Linked DNA regions of Mus musculus: region 2 is linked to region 1. Evidence: chromatin loops called from intact Hi-C (ENCODE). Cell type or tissue: heart. All regions are shown on one strand.

Evidence for each region. Peaks named below come from ENCODE experiments on the same cell type or tissue, not always from the same donor. Only the 100,000 strongest peaks of a DNase experiment are listed, where the experiment ranks them.
Region 2: it touches region 1 in a loop (6-fold over the local background); 23 of 42 quality-filtered maps call a loop at or near these places.

What each region holds. Positions count from the first base shown.
Region 1 is chr1:74,309,785-74,317,784 of GRCm38, reverse strand. The region is part of intron 2 of Pnkd (paroxysmal nonkinesiogenic dyskinesia); the gene reads right to left. Among named protein-coding and RNA genes, the nearest start is that of Tmbim1, 9.4 kb to the right of the region's middle. In heart, a CTCF peak has its summit at 4,277 (motif pointing left); DNase peaks (open chromatin) are centred at 4,274 and 7,784; H3K27ac peaks cover 1,640 bases.
Region 2 is chr1:74,358,573-74,366,572 of GRCm38, reverse strand. It overlaps Catip (ciliogenesis associated TTC17 interacting protein), which reads right to left and starts at 4,438. Exons shown (of 10, transcript NM_001379457.1): 1 at 4,387-4,438; 2 at 4,051-4,206; 3 at 3,626-3,823; 4 at 3,266-3,321; 5 at 2,170-2,256; 6 at 1,857-2,024. The coding sequence starts at 4,411. In heart, a CTCF peak has its summit at 4,551 (motif pointing right); DNase peaks (open chromatin) are centred at 2,062, 2,982, 3,602, 4,532 and 1 weaker place; H3K4me3 peaks cover 511 bases; H3K27ac peaks cover 1,780 bases.

The DNA of each region.
Region 1 (8,000 bases):
TTGAGGTTATGCAGGATTTAAAGGGAGCCTACCTCCCCATAGGCAGGAGCAATGCAGCATGCTTCTTTCCTGGTACCCAACACACTTCCCCCCTCCCCACTTCCTCTCCCCCTCCCCCATCCCCTAACACCTGCTGGGCAGTTGGAGTGTAATAAATGTTCAGTTGTGGGAAAGGGAAAACAAGAGTTTAGACTCTGCTAAACAGAAGACCTGCATGAGACACTTGTCATTCATCACCATGGCAATGCTGTAGGGACAACTATTGCATCCTCTTTTGTAGAGATGGGCAGGCTGAAGCTCAGATGAGCTAAATGACTTGCTCCATCACAGAGCCGGTAAGTAGAGTATGAACTCAGCTCTTGTTTTACTGGACCTGAAATCTGGCCTTTGCAATCACACTATGCTGACAGCTGAGCCACCATATGGGTAGCTGGGAGCCAAACCTGCACAAGTTCTTCAACACCATCTGAAATGCTGCTTCCTAACCTTGATCAGTCACCTTGCCTCTGACCCTCTAACATACTGGGTTCAAGAGTCACCCTCAGCAACATAATAACTTTGAGGCCAGCTTGGATTACATGAGTCCCTGTTTCAAAATAAGAACACCAAGGGGCTTGAAGAGATAGATGGCTCAGGGGTTAAAAGTACTTGATATTCTTCTTTTTTTTGTTTGTTTTTGTTTTTGTTTTTGCTTTGTTTTGTTTTGTTTTTTGAGACAGGGTTTCTCTGTATAGCTCTGGCTGTCCTGGAACTCACTGTGTAGAACAGGCTGGCCTCGAACTCAGAAATCCACCTGCCTCTGCCTCCCAAGTGCTGGGATTAAAGGCGTGTGCCACCACACCAGGCTGTACTTGATATTCTTGAAGAGAACTCAGGTATGGTTCCTACCATCCACATGGTAGTTCACAATTACCCCAGTTCCAGGGGATACAATGCCTTCTTTTGGCTTCTCTGAGTACCTGGCACACACGTGGTACACACACATATGTGCAGGCAAAAACACCATACACATAAAATTAAATAAACCTAAATAAATGAATACACACATCAAACAAAACAACACAACCCCTAAATAAAAATTACAATGTAGCTGGGGTGGGGGTGGGCTGCACATATGGCTTGTAGTGGTAATGGGCATGCTTTGAGTCTTCAGAACAGGTGCTGGGCTGGCTCCCGCTGCCCTGTGGCCTGTGACTGACTTAACTGGATTCTTGCTCTCAGGCTCTAGCCTCCTAACCCACACTCACAGTGAGTGGCTTTTTCCTGAGGTAGGCCCATGTTTATGTCCCACATGAAGGACCTCTCCCTAAGGAGACCCATGAGGTCCGTAGGGCTGACCCTGGCCACCTGCCCAGTCTCCTCATGTCCAGGGCCTGACCCTCTCTCTTTGAAGTTTCTGGAACACTCAGAGGTTGTCTAGCTTCGGGGGTTATCTCCACCACCTCCCCACATCCTGTTCCCTCACTATTACCCTCAAGGATGAGGTCTCTCTCTCTCTCTCTCTCTCTCTCTCTCTCCTTCAGTCTAATAGAGGTTTCCTCTGAGAAGCCTCTCTAGATGAGGTGCCTCACTTTACTTATGTTCATTTTTCTTCAGTTTCTCTTAAAATTAGCTTTGTTGTGTTTGTTTTGTTTTGAGACATGGTTTCCCTGTGTAGCCCTGGCTGTCCTGGGAATCACTCTGTAGCCCAGGTTCGCCTTGAACTCAGAGATCCATCTGTTTTTGCCTCCAGAGTGTTTGCATTAAAGGTGCTTGTCAGCACCACCCAGCCTTTTTTGGTTTTTCCAGACAGGGTTTCTTTGTATGTAGCCCTGGCTGTCCTAGAACTAGTTCTATAGACAAGGCTGGTCTCAGACCCACAGAGATTTGCCTCTTGAGTGCTAGGATTAAAGGGATACACCACCATCGCCCCACTAAAGCAACTTTTTATTATGGGGATTTTTTTTCTCCTTAAAAACAGGGTTCTCGGGTTGGAGAGATGGCTCAGCAGTTAAGGGCACTGCTCTTCCAGTTGACTTAGGTTCAATTCCCAGCACCCACATGGCAGCTCACAACTGTCTGCAACTCCAGTCCCAGGGAATCTGACATCCTCACCCAGACAGAAATGCAGCAAAACACCAATGCACAATAGATAGATAGATAGATAGATAGATAGATAGATAGATAGATAGATAGATAGATAAGAAAGACAGAACTCACTACAAGTAGCCCTGGCTGACCTAGAACTCAATCTGTAGATCAAGCCAACTTCCAACTTATAGAGGTTCAACTGACTCTGACTCCCGAATGTAGAGATTAAAGATGTGCTACCATACCTAGTGGAGAATTTATTTTGAAGACAGGAACTCACTGGAAGCTCAGGTCAGTTTCCATCTTCCAGGAATCCCCCTGCCCCAGATTCCTGGGTTGTGCATCATTAAGTCGTGCTATTATGTTGATTCTGCCTGATTCTTCTGAGGAAGCTGAAGCAGACTATTACAAGTTCAAGGCCTATGTGGTCTATAGATGAGTTCAAGGTCACTCTGGGGCAGTTTAGCGAGACTTTATCTTGAAATAACACAAACACAAAACAAACTGAAGCTAATCTTGGTTGTCAATTTGACACACCCAGGAAGAAGGAATTGCCATTGAGAAATTGCCTCGGTCAGATGCCCATCCTGTAGGCATTTCTGAGGAACATTTCTTGATTGTTACCTGCTGCAGGAGGGCCCAGCCCACAGTGGGCAGCACCACCCCTAGGCAGGTGAGTCCGGCTGTATAAATGAGGTAGCTGACTTTTCTGAGCTGTGGTCTTTGAGAGCTAGCCAGTAAGCAGCATTCATTGCTGGTCTCTGCTCCAGTTCCTAGCCAGGTTCCTGCCCTGACTTCCCTTTCCTCCCAGAGTTGCTTTTGGCTGTGGTGTTTTAAACAAACAACCAGAAAAGCAGGAAAAAACTGAGCAGACTTTTACAAACACACCGCCTACCTCCAATGCCTCATCTACAGGTAACAGGTCAGGGGATTCTCAAACATTTTGGCCATGGATCTCAGTAACACACATTTTATACACGTTACAAGCTATCCTCCCTCCACTCCACCCAGGAACTTTAATTAAAACATTAATTAGTTTGAGGCAGACAAATCCCGCCTGGAGGGGAGCTACTGGCACCTGAGAGCAGCTGAAGGAGGGAGTCGGTGTTCCTTAAGAACGTAGCTCCTGAAGCACTCTGGAGGCAGAGGCAGGCAGATTTCTGAGTTCGAGGCCAGCCTGGTCTACAAAGTGAGTTCCAGGACAGCCAGGGCTACACAGAGAAACCCTGTCTTGAGAAACCAAAAAAAAAAAAAAAAAGAAAGAAAGAAAAAAAGAAGGTAGTTCCTGGAAGACTGAGCACACTCCAGTGGAACCCTGTGCAAGCATCAAGAGAATGTGAGCAGCAGATTGCACTTGATAGGATTTTTGTTTGTTTTGTTTTTTGAAGAAAACAAAGTTGTTTGGTTTAGGGAAGTGGGGTGAATATGAGAGGGGTTAAAATGGCCAAAACACAGCCAGGCATGGTGGCGCACGCCTTTGATCCCAGCACTCAGGAGGCAGAGGCAGGCAGATTTCTGAGTTCGAGGCCAGCCTGGTCTACAAAGTGAGTTCCAGGACAGACAGGGCTACACAGAGAAACCCTGTCTCAGAAAAACAAAAAAAACAAAAAACAAAACAAACAAACAAAAAAATCAAACACATGTGTGTGTGTGTGTGTGTGTGTGTGTGTGTGTGAGAGAGAGAGAGAGACAGAGACAGAGACAGAGAGAGGCAGAGAGAGAAACAGAGAGGGAGAGAGGCAGAGAGAGAGAGAGGCAGAGAGAGAGAGAGAGAGAGAGAACCATGTGCCTGCGGGAGTCTGTTCTCTCCTTTACCTACCATGTGATTCCCAGGGATCCAACTTTGTTTGAGGTTTGGCAGCAAGCTCTTTACCTGCTGAACCTCGTTGGTGATCCCTTGTGGCTTTTTAACATAAATCTCCCCCCAATCTGATGCTGTGATAAAGCGTGGATTGAAGGGGGAATGACATTTTAGACTTAGATCCACACACTAGACATACACAGTAAGTAAAGAGGAAACGGAAGTGCACTGAGCAATATTTCCTACCTTATTTAGTCTGTTTTATTATATTTGTTAGTTCTGGCTAGGATCCTCTATTTTGAACATAGCATTGAGAGCACTGAGTGAATGTTCTTCCAACTGTGTCTCTGCAAAATCGTCGGCACCTACCTTCTTGTCAAGCATTGGTAGCCAGATCATGCCATCTAGTGGTCATGCCTAGATCTGTGTCTTTCTCTTACTGAGATGTCAATGGGATTCGGGTGCTTATGATAAGAAAGCAAACTAATACAGAGTGGATCTAGGGGGCTCATGCTTGTAATTCTAGCACTTAGCAGGTGCAAGGAAGAGGATGAAGAATTCAAGGCTAGCTTAGGCCAGCCTGGGTTACATGTGAGCTGGTCTCAAAAACTAAAAATGTCTGGTCCAGGCTAGGCTAGGCACCTTATAGTGAGGTAAAGGGTTAACTATGGTCTACACCTTGCCCCACAGAGCTGTTCTGTATGGTAGCTACTACCCACTTAGGACTACTGAGACTTGAAGTATACTTAGTGTAAAACCAAATTTTGTTCCATTTTTTTTCTAATTTCAGATCAAATTACTTTTTGTGGGACTAGAAAGAGGCAGTGAGGTCATGGTATCTGGACAGTAGAACACTTGCCTGACATATGTGCGACCCTGGCTTTAATCGCCGGCTTCAGTCCCTACACAGGGGGAAACGTGCTAAGATCAATACATCGTTGAGCCTGATGTGGTCACAGCACTGTCAGAGGCAGAGCTGGAAAGCTGGGAGCCAGAGGTAGGAATCTGGTAAACACTTGGAACACAGTGCAGGCCTGGGAAGGCAGGGCCTGTGTAAGGTCAGAGTGAGAAGCCAGTACGTGGTGATGATTCTCAGAGATGGATTTCTTAGATATGTAAGAAGAATGTTAAAGGGAGCTTCCTGATTGGGAGGCTGAGGTAGGGAGAAACAAAAGATGGAGGAAGTCATCCATAGCATAGGAGCAGGGGCTGGGTGGGCAAACTCAATCCTGAACACTCCAAACAGGCCTGATGGCTCAAGAGACCAAGATACAAGGTGGCCCTGGGCAGGGAATAAGGATTCAGCGTGATCCGGACCCTGCTGAGAATCCTGGCCTAGGCAACTTCATCCCAATAGGTCCTGAGATCAAGCTCATCTGAGTCACTGGGCGGGCTCCCTCCAGACCTGTAACAAGGGACTTTTCAACTTTGCCCCAAGCACTTGACAACTACTATTTTTAAACCTTACAAACACATTCTATTATTACCTCTCTTTGTACAGACACAGCCACCAAGGCACAGAGTAGTTAAGGACCAGCCCCAAGGTCCCACAGCCACCAGTGATTATAACTTGGAGTTGGCTAGTGGCTCCCCTGGGGCCTGAGCTTACAGCTGGCCCTCGGGTCTGGAGGGAAACATTCCCCCAGGGCATTTGCACTTTTTTCACAAGCATCTCGGATGATTCCGATGGTCAGAGAAGCTGGACAGGGGACCCTGGCCCTGGCCTTGCCTTGGTGGATGCCAGATAGGGTCCAGCTTCCTTATTCCACAGCTCACTTCCATTTCTAGTTGGGTCTGTTTACACAGCACCACAGGACTATTCCTAATGTGCTACATCCACTCCAGTAGGGACTCGTGTCACAGACAGGTTTAAAAGTCTGGAAGCAGTCACGAGGCAAAGAGTTTCAAGGAAACTTAGCCTCCTGGAACCTTGGCATTCCCATAGCTAAACTGCCCCAGATTTGTCCCTGCAATATTGTGGAAGGTCTTGCGTGCTTTCTTACAGTATTTTACTGGCTAAGAGATAGAAGTCTCAGGGCAAGCTTAGCAAAGTATACTTAGAATCTTCATTACAGCCAGGTATAGCAGACTACATTGCATATTGGTGAATTCTTCTGACAAATGAAAATTCCCTACAGATACTTAAAAGAACTGCCAAGTTACTTTCATATGCAAGTATTTACCAAGGCCTAGGAAAAAGGGGGTTGTGGATTTGCATTATTCATAAGGTCTGCTAGAGCAGAACCCCCTGGTGCTAGCTTTCACAAGGCTCAAAGGAGAAGGACAAATTGTGACTAGGGTGTGAAATCCTTACCAGTCATTAATTGACTCTAGCTAGGCAGGGCTGTTTTATCTTTACTGTAAACACTACCTGGTTCCTGTCAGCCCTTTGAAGCCATTCCTTGTCTTGTGTAAGACAGTTTAAATGTACCTTGCCTGCTGTGACACCCTACTCCTTTGTTTTCTGTATTATATAAGACTGCTGTTTGCTTTGTGAAAAATTACATTAAGATTCAGCACTCCCTTGTGTCTGGGTCTGTCAATTCTCGCCAACTCCTTGCCCACCTGTCTGGAACCTTGATTCCCCATGGGTTGAGAGGGGCTGACTGAGCCTGGTCCATGGCACTCATGTCTTTTTCTTTAAAAAAATTTTTTTTAAATTATTTACTTTATTCGTATGAGTACACTGTAGGTGTCTTCAGACACACCAGAAGAGGGCATCAGATCTCATTGTGGGTGGTTGTGAGCCACCATGTGCTTGCTGAGAATTGAACTCAGGACCTCTGGGAGAGCAGTCAGTGTTCTTAACCACTGAGTCATCTCTACAGCCCTGATTATTATTGTTTTTGAGACAAGACCTCACCATGTAGCTTTGGCTGGCCTGGGATCTGTTAGGAAGACTAGGCTGGCCTTGAACTGATGGAGATCCACCTGTATCTGCTTCCCCAGGAGGATAAGGATTAAAGACATCCACCACTACACCCAACAAAGTCCAATATTTTATCAATAGGATTTTTTCTCTTTTCTGTTCAAGATGGAGCGACCTCTATCAATTGGTTTTGACATCAAATGCCTGTTGTTTTCTTGCTAGAATGCACATTTTCACCTAAATTGTCCCTGATGTCCAAACCCTATAACACTGCCTGAAACATAATAACTGCTTTTTCCTTTCCTTCCTTCTTTTTTTTTCCCATTTCTTTCTTTCTCCACCCCTCTCCTACTACCACAAGGTTTTGCTGTGTAACTCAGCTGCTTAGAACTTGCTCTTCAGACCATGCTGACCTCAGACTCAGAGATCTGCCTGCTTCTGCCAGGATTAAATGTATTTTTTGTGAATAAAACACAAGGCTCCTGGGGTTGGCGAGATGGCTCAGTGGTTAAGAGTGCCGATTGCTCTTCTGAAGGTCCCGAGTTCAAATCCCAACAACCACATGGTGGCTCACAACCATCCGTAACAAAATCTGATGCCCTCTTCTGGAGTATCTGAGGACAGCTACAGTGTACTTACATAAAATAAATAAATCTTAAAAAACAAAACAAAACAAAACAAAACACCACAAGGCTCCTTTATAGGAGGAAGGACCTGTGTCCTCCCCCAACTCCCACCTTCCCTCTCCTCTTGTATAGTTCACAATTGTCTTCCTGTCCCAGCAAAGAGCTGCAGGGCACTTCCGCTCCTACAGGTGATGGAAAAGAGGGAAGAGGCTCGTCTCCAGTGGGAAAGCCCTCTGAGGAGGGCACCTTCAGTGAGGTAGCTGATACACAGCAAAGCCTCACAGGGCTGGGAAACTCCAGGAAAGCTGCCTAGGCAGTCACAGAGCTATGGAAGGGATTCTGGAGTGGGCAGCGCACAGCACAACCGTGTAGACCCAGCCTCCCACTCCTTACTCACTCCTGTCAGGCTCCCTGGACCCTCCCCTCCCCCATCAGCCCTTAGGCTTCCTCCCATTCAGGAAATAAACTTCGGCCTGGTATCTCTCACTCTCCACCCTTCCTGATCTGACTTTCTGTTCCAGTAGGATTATGGGATTGTCAGAGGAATGCCAGACACCCAAGTAAGTTTGAATTCCAGATAAACAATGAATATTATTTTTAGGGTAAGTATCCCAAAATGTTTTCTGAGACAGTG
Region 2 (8,000 bases), 49 kb before region 1:
TTGTGTCCCCTTCTCCTAGAGGTGAAGGTGTTTCCTTCTCCTCGGGTCTTCATCCCAGCTCACCACTGGGAACTGAAGCTTAGCTATTCAGTTCCTTATATGACACAAAGTTTGAATTCTCAGGATATGTTTCAGACTCTAATAGTCAGCTCCCGCCACCCTCTTCTCAAGCCATCTCAATGGAGGAGCACTGCTAGTTGCACATTTTGTTACAGGGAGGACCAGTATGGGGATGGAGGTGCTATACAATGAGAGACCTTGTCTCTAAAACCAGGTGGACAGTGCTTTAGAAAAAAAACCTGAGGCCGACCTCCGTCCTCTACCTGCACAAACCTGTATGCACATTTGCAAGAGTGCCTAGTGTGGTGGTGCACACATGTAATTGCATTTGGGGAGTTAAGGCATGAGGGTTGAGAGCCTAAAGCCCAGGAGCTGGTGGTACATATCTTTAATCTCGGCACTCGGGAGGCAGAGGCAACCAGTTCTCTGTGAGTTCGAGGCCAGCCTGGTCTACAGATTGAGTTCCAGGATGGACAGGGCTACACAGTGAAACTCTGTCAGAGAAGTGGGGTAAGACCAGTTTGGGCCACAACAAACTGGTATATGTGTTCGTAGGTGCACATGTGTGTGGGTGTTTAGCATGCATGTATGTGGGTTCTTCAGAAACTATTTTGTTTTATTTGAAATTTTTATCTTTATGTGTATGAATGTTTTACCTACATACACGTATATATGTGTATACATACACTTGATCTTAGCCAAAAGGCCGAGAAGCGCTATATATGTGTATACATATATATGTGTGTAGATGTAGATGTAGATGTGATGTAGATGGAGATGTAGATGTGATGTAGATGTAGATGTGATGTAGATGTAGATGTGATGTAGATGTAGATGTGATGTAGATGTAGATGTGATGTAGATGTAGATGTGATGTAGATGTGATGTAGATGTGATGTAGATGTAGATGTGATGTAGATGTGATGTAGATGTAGATGTGATGTAGATGTAGATGTGATGTAGATGTAGATGTGATGGTAGATGTGATGTAGATGTAGATGTGATGTAGATGTAGATGTGATGTAAATGTAGATGTGATATAGATGTAGATGTGATATAGATGTAGATGTGATGTAGATGTAGATGTGATGTAGATGTAGATGTGATGTAGATGTAGATGTGATGGTAGATGTGATGTAGATGTAGATGTAGATGTAGATGTAGATGTGATGTAGATGTAGATGTGATGTAGATGTAGATGTATACCTCTTGGGACTTGGGTTACAGAAGGTTGTAAGCTGCCATGTGGGTGCTGTGAGCTGATCTTGTGTCTTCTGCAAAACCAGTAAGTGCTCGCAACCACTGAGACATCTCTCTGCCCTCACCTTGGTTTTGAGACAGGCTCTCTCTCTCACTGGGCCCTGAGGCAGCCTGATGCACTCAGGCTGTCTTTACTGCTGCAGTTCTGGGATTATATGTGTGCAGCATTTACATGGGCTTGGGGATCAAAGTCAGAGCCTCATCATGCCCCACTGAACGTCTCTCCAGCCTTAGAAGGCAGGTGTTTAGAAAGCAGGCTTCCATGAGTCTTTTCTGTGTAGTGACCTTTATGTACAGAAGGTTGCTTCCCACCTTTTCGTTCCCACTTATCCCGGGTGCTCTGTTCTCACTCTTCTTCCTACCACGTTTGTCTAACTGCTGTTGCTCCAGTGTACTTCATTTTGCCCTCAGGACCTAGACCCAACCCACCTTGCTTACCACCCTCCCACATCACATCTGTGTTTCCCACCTCAGTGGCCTTCATGACCCTTCTAGTTCTCCCCAGGTTGATTCCTTTGCCCAGAGACAGTACTCACGTAGGTGCAATGGCAGAGCTTGCCCTCCGAGTCTAAGGCTAGGAAGCGAGCCCCACTGGGCACCGACTGCTGCCAGGCCATCACTCTCAGCAGCACCACATTGGCTGCACTGGAGACAAAGCCCTTGAATGTTTTATAGGGGAAAACAGAGACTCCGGTCTTCGTTTCCTGTTTGGGGCAGATCTTGGAGCTCAGAAGAGGCAGGAGGTGTTGGAGCAGGGTGTTGGTTATGTAAGCACCTGACCTCGCACAGCTCGTCCCTGCTGTGGTTCTGAGGATGTGGGAGGGGTTCCCACTTGGCTTTCACTCTTACCTCACCCTCCTTGACACTTCTGGTCACAACAAACTGGCCATCCTGCTTCAGGACGCTCATCTTCCTCTCCATGGGAAGGACAGGGAACTGAAGAGCAGAGCACACAGGAGAGACAATCACGTGCTCGCCCTTGAGAGGCTACCTCCCATCCTATCTTCGACGCTGTTTGTCTGTGGTTTGTTTTTCTGAGAGAAAAAAAAATAGTTCAGAATGGCCTGGAACTCCCTATGTAGCTCAGGATAGCCTTGTACTTGCAACAATTCTCCTGCCTCAGCCTCCTAAGCACTGGGATTATAGGCAAATGCAGTCAATCTTAGTTTTTTATAAACAAAATAAGACAAAAGTCCCTGTCTTGATAAATAAAAAAGATAAAATAAGACAGGCAGGCAGGCGGGCAAGCAGACAAAAAGATGAACAAAAAGCCTCATAGCCTGGTGTGGTGGTCCTCATAGCCTGGTGTGGTGGTCCAGCACTTGGGAGGGGGGTCAGGGGTTCCAAATCACCCTCAGCTACACACCATGTCTGAGGCCAGTCTAGTTATGAGACTGCCTCAAAATAGGAAGGAAGGGGAGGAGAGGGAGGAAAGGAGATCTTCCATTTATGGTGGAAGTCAGAAATAGGCCCATAGTATGTAATAGGAAAGATGAACAGCTGTAAACCTCAGAACGGAACACAGGCTGGAAGCTGGGAACAGATTCTCTGAGAAGGCTGTTAGGCCCAAGTCATCTCCCATGTTTAGACAGGGCATGGCCCCACAGAGGAAGTTTCTGAAGGGACTGGGTGAAGAGGATAGAGCCAGATTTGGAGGCTAAATAGTGACAGGCTCTGGGAAAGGTCAGGTCACGTGGCTCTGGGAAGTGGACCAGGCTTTCAGGCCGGAGGAGGCCAGTGGGCTGGGCTCGGTTTGTGCATCCAGACAACATCAGCAGCAGTAATGGAGGTGACTGGTTATCAAACCAACCGTGTGTGGTGCAGGTTCGGGCTGGTGGGATATGGGAGTGTGATATTCTCCAGAGGTCCCTCCCACCCTCGTAAAGCCCATGTTCTGGCTTACCCTGGAGCAGGGGCAAGGCTGGGGGAGGCTGGGAGTAAATACCTTGATGAACTCCTGACTGTGCTGTTCCATCAGCTCCAGATTGTTGTTTAGGTAGCCTGGGGTACAGGGAGGCACTGATGTCATAGGATGGACGCTAGGGAACGGGCTGGCCCAGGCTGGGGCAACGTGGCCATGGGAAAATGACAGGGTGGTCAACACTGTTCTTGTCCTGGGTATGTGACTGGGAATGACCTCCCCTCCTCCTCCCTCTCCTCTCCCCCTTCCTCTTCTTCCCCTCCCCCAGGCTTTACCCTCTCCCAGGTAAGTCAAGGGGCAGGTCCCAATTAAGGACCTATGGATTGGAATGGGGGTGGGGCGTGGAGAGAAGATGTGAGGGACAGGCAGCAGTCAGGGCTGTACCTAGGAGGGAGCTCCCACACAGCGATTTGTCTAGGAAGCCGCGGCTAGAGGCGTGGACCAGTAGACAGTGGGTCAGGATCCCTATGTCGTCCTTGTACTTCCCCCTCTGCACCTCAATGGTCAGTTCTCCCTGAGGTTCCCCTGTGTCTGAGAGGATGGCCAGAGTCTCCGGGAAGAACAGGAGCATATCCTCCAGCCCTGGGTGGTGCAGAGAAGCTGTCTCTCCAGGCCCAGCCTCTAGACCCCACACCACCCACTCACCCCTTGTCACGTCTCCCATCTCCTAACCAGCCCCGTCACTCCTCCTTGTCATCACTCGGTGCCAGCTGGTAAAGCTCTCCCCGACAGGCTTGTCCCTCCATGTTCATTAGCAAACAGGTCTTTTCTGAATCTCAAGAGGATCGGGTGGAGAGAGAGACTTGTACCTCTCCTCCCCACGCCTGCCCCACCATCTGGCTCACAGAAGGAGTTGAGAAAGCTGATGGCTTCAGCATTGGCTTCTGGGAATGGCTGCTGCTGCTGCCGCTGCTGCTGCTGTTGCTGCAGCTGGCCTAAGTGATGCTGGTCCTTGGCTTTGGAAACTACAAGAGGAAGAAAAAGCTAATAAGTCAGACTCTAGAGAAAAGGGTAGAGTAGGTAGGGATACCTGGTTCTGATCCCCATCCCCAAAAGTTAAATTTGCGAAGACCACACTTTGGTGGGTTTGCAAGGGACAAATACCCCTTCTCCCTCCACCCACAGACCAGAAGTCCATTCCTCACCAGTGGGGGAAACTTTGGAAGACATTTTATTGAGGCTAGTCAGTCTGTGACTAGTAGTCTCCATGGCAACCAGAAAGCTAGGTACTGCCTCTTAAAGGGCAATCAACCCACTTTACTGAACCTAGATTTGTCAAGCTTTGGGGCTCAGCCCAAGCTTAAGAGGTTGTCCAGCAGAGGGAGCCTTTGACATTCTTAAGAGGCTGAGGGAAAGCAGGTCTTTACAACTTCCTTGGGAATTCATGGACGAAGGGGGCTAGAGAGGTGGCTCAGCGGTTGAAAGCAGTGGCTGCTTTTCCAGAGGGCCTGGGTTTGAATCCCAGCACTCACAAGATGGCTCACAACTGTCTCTAGTTCTGTAGGATCCAACACCCACTTCTGGACTCCATGGATACCAGAGACATACATGGCACACACACAAACATCCAACAAAACACCCAAATATATAAAATATAATAATAATAATAATAATAATAATAATAATAATAATAATAATAATAATAATAATAATACAAAGAAGTAGTAGACTAAACCAGAAGTAGTGACTTGTGCCCATAAACCGGGCACTCATGACTCCTGGGCCGGACCTAGGCTCACACACAGAATCCACTTCAAGGTTGGACAACTGTCTTTGTGTGCTACAGTCCCAATAAAAACAGTCTCCTATCTCCTGAGCCTCAGGTTCCCATTCATTGCCTTTACGATGGTGGGAAAGCCTTCGCACTCAGTAGAAACTGTTTCTAATTCCCAGGTTCACCAAGGCTGTTCATCTTCTTTTCTGCAAGCTGCAACTTTCAGAGGGGCCTCTGTGACTCACCTATGAGCTTGGATGCCTCCTCATCTTACTGGGACTGTCATCATTGAGGCATGTAGGCATAATGATGGTCACGCTGAGAGGGACAGCAAAGTCTTTTCTCTTTTGTCTTTTTTGTTTTCCTTTTTGGTTTTTCTTTTTTCTTTTTGATTTTTTCAAGACAGGGTTTCTCTGTGTAGCCCTGGCTGTCCTGGAACTCACTCTGTAGACCAGGCTGGCCTCGAACTCAGAAATCCTCCTGCCTCTGCCTCCCAAGTGCTGGGAACTTTCTTTGTTTTTAAAGATTTATTATTATATCTAAGTACACTGTAGCTGTCTTCAAATGCACCAGAAGAGGGCGTCAGATTTCATTATGGATGGTTGTGAGCCACCATGTGGTTGCTGGGATTTGAACTCAGGTCCTTCGGAAGAGCAGTCAGTGCTCTTAACCACTGAGCCATCTCTCCAGCCCCTTGTTTTGTTGTTTTGAGACAGGGTCTTATATATCCCAGGCTGACTTCAAACTTAATGAAGCAGAGAATGACCTTAAATTTCTGACCTTCCTGTCTCTTTCTCCTGAGTCCTACAATTACAGGCAGGCGTGTGCCACCATTCCCAGGTTATGAGGCACTGGGGGAATCGAGCCTAGGGCTTACTATGTGGCTCAGGCTGTCCTAGAGATAGTTATTCTGCCCCTGCCTTCCGAGTTTTGGGATCACAGGTGTGCACTACCATGCTTGGCTGATGTAGGCTATGACCTCATATGGAGGTAATATGTGGGTTTTATGGAGAAGAAAACTAAGGCAAAGAGAGGCTAACTGGCTTCACTCGTCACACAGCTAATCCTTCACAGCCAAGACTTGACCAGAGGCAGTCAGACTGAGTCTGCATTCAGGCAGCAGCTGGATAGGATGGTGCTGGGTTGTGATTCTAGCACTTGGGAGGGCTGGGCAGGAAAATCAGAAGCCCAGGTCATCCTCAGCTACGTATTGAGTTTGAGGCCAGTGGGTTGCAATGCGACTCTGTCTCAAAAACTGAAAATAAAACCAGGAAGTGGTGATGTACACCTTTAATCTCAACACTCAGAGGCAGAGGCAGGGGATCTCTTTGAGTTTGAAGCCAGTCTGATCTACAGAGTGAGTTGCAGCATAGCCAGGGCTACACAGAGAGACCCTGTCTTAGAAAGAATTAAGCAGCAAGGAAGTAATAGGTGGTAGAGGAATGGGTGGGAGAGGAGTGGGTGGTAGGCGATGCCGTGAATGGAAACTTCTGGTTAACAGCACCTGAAGTGATTAAATACAGACTTGGAGGAGTGGCTACAGGACTCATACATTTGATTTGTACTCATGCTGTGGACACTTGATCGCCATCTGGGCATGTTGGAGTTGATGTTATGTCTAATACACACAGTTCAATATGATAGCCAGGACCTCAGAAAATTTCTTGACATGAGCTAGCCTTAGACACTGAAGGGTTATTCCAACTCATACTCATCCCAGTTAGGATAAAGCTCCTCCATATTACATTTTAGAATCCATTACATTTGTTGCATTTATTTGTGGAGGGGGAGGGGTGCACCACACTGCACGTATCTGGAGCTCAAGGACTTCTGGGAGTTAGTTCTCTCTGTGTGAGTCCTGGGGTGTCAGGCTTGGTGGCAGGTGCCCCTATCAAATGAGCCATTTTGCTGGTCGTTTTGTTTTCTTCAGACAAGGTTTCTCTATGTGGTCCTGATAGACACTAGCCATTTATGTTTTTATTTTTATTTTTTCTTTGTTTTTTGAGACAGGGTTTCTCTCTATAGCCCTGGTTGTCCTGGAACTCACTCTGTAGACCAGGCTGGCCTTGAACTCAGAAATCTGCCTGCCTCTGCCTCCTGAGTGCTGGGATTAAAGGCATGCACCACCACTGCCCGGCTGACACTAGCCATTTTTAAAATTACATTTTTAGCTAGGCATGGTAGTATATATCTTTAGGCCCAGTATTCAAGAGGCCAACCTGGTCATCACAGGGACTTCCAGGACTAGCCAGGGCTATAGTTTGAGATTATTCCTAAAAAAAAAAAAAAAAAAAAAAAAAAAATTAATTAAAAAAAAAAATAAAAAGGCAAACCCTATTGCTTTCATAATATAAATGTATATAATGTTAGAAAAAAAATCTTCCTTCTTAGTCTATTGAGTGCTGGGATTATAGGCATGTACCAAGACACTTCTTTTTAAAGACAGGGCATCATGTGTCTCAGGTTGAACCAAAGTGCTTTCTGTAGTTGTGAATCCTGTGGAATACCTGATCCTCCTGACTCTGTGTCCTGAATACCGGGACTAGAGGTGTAGACCACCATGCTTGGCTCACGAGACATTGGGGATTCATGAATGTAAGGCTTCCCTTCCAGCCCCTAAATTGATTTGGTTATCAGAATAAAGTTAAAGGGACAAGGAGCTGCTATGGATATGGCGCAGGGGTACAGCCTGGTCTACAAGCCACAGCCTCTAGGATGATCCCCGCCATGTCTAAGAAACAAAGAAATAAAGACCCGCCAGGGCATGGTTGGACATGCCTGTAATCCCAGTGTTTGAAAAACATTTTAAGATTTATTTATTTTATTGTTATTTTGCATATGGGTGTTTTGCTTGCATGTAGATCTGTACACGCTTTGTGCCTGTGGAAGCCAGACGAGGGCACTGGATCTTCTGGGTGTGGTTGCTGGATGTGGGTGTTGGAAACTGAACTGAGTCCCCTGCAAGAGCAGCAAGTGCTTTCAACATTGAGCCTCCTCTCTAGCTTGTTTGGTTTGGATGTTTGTTTGTTTGCTACTTTTCGGTTT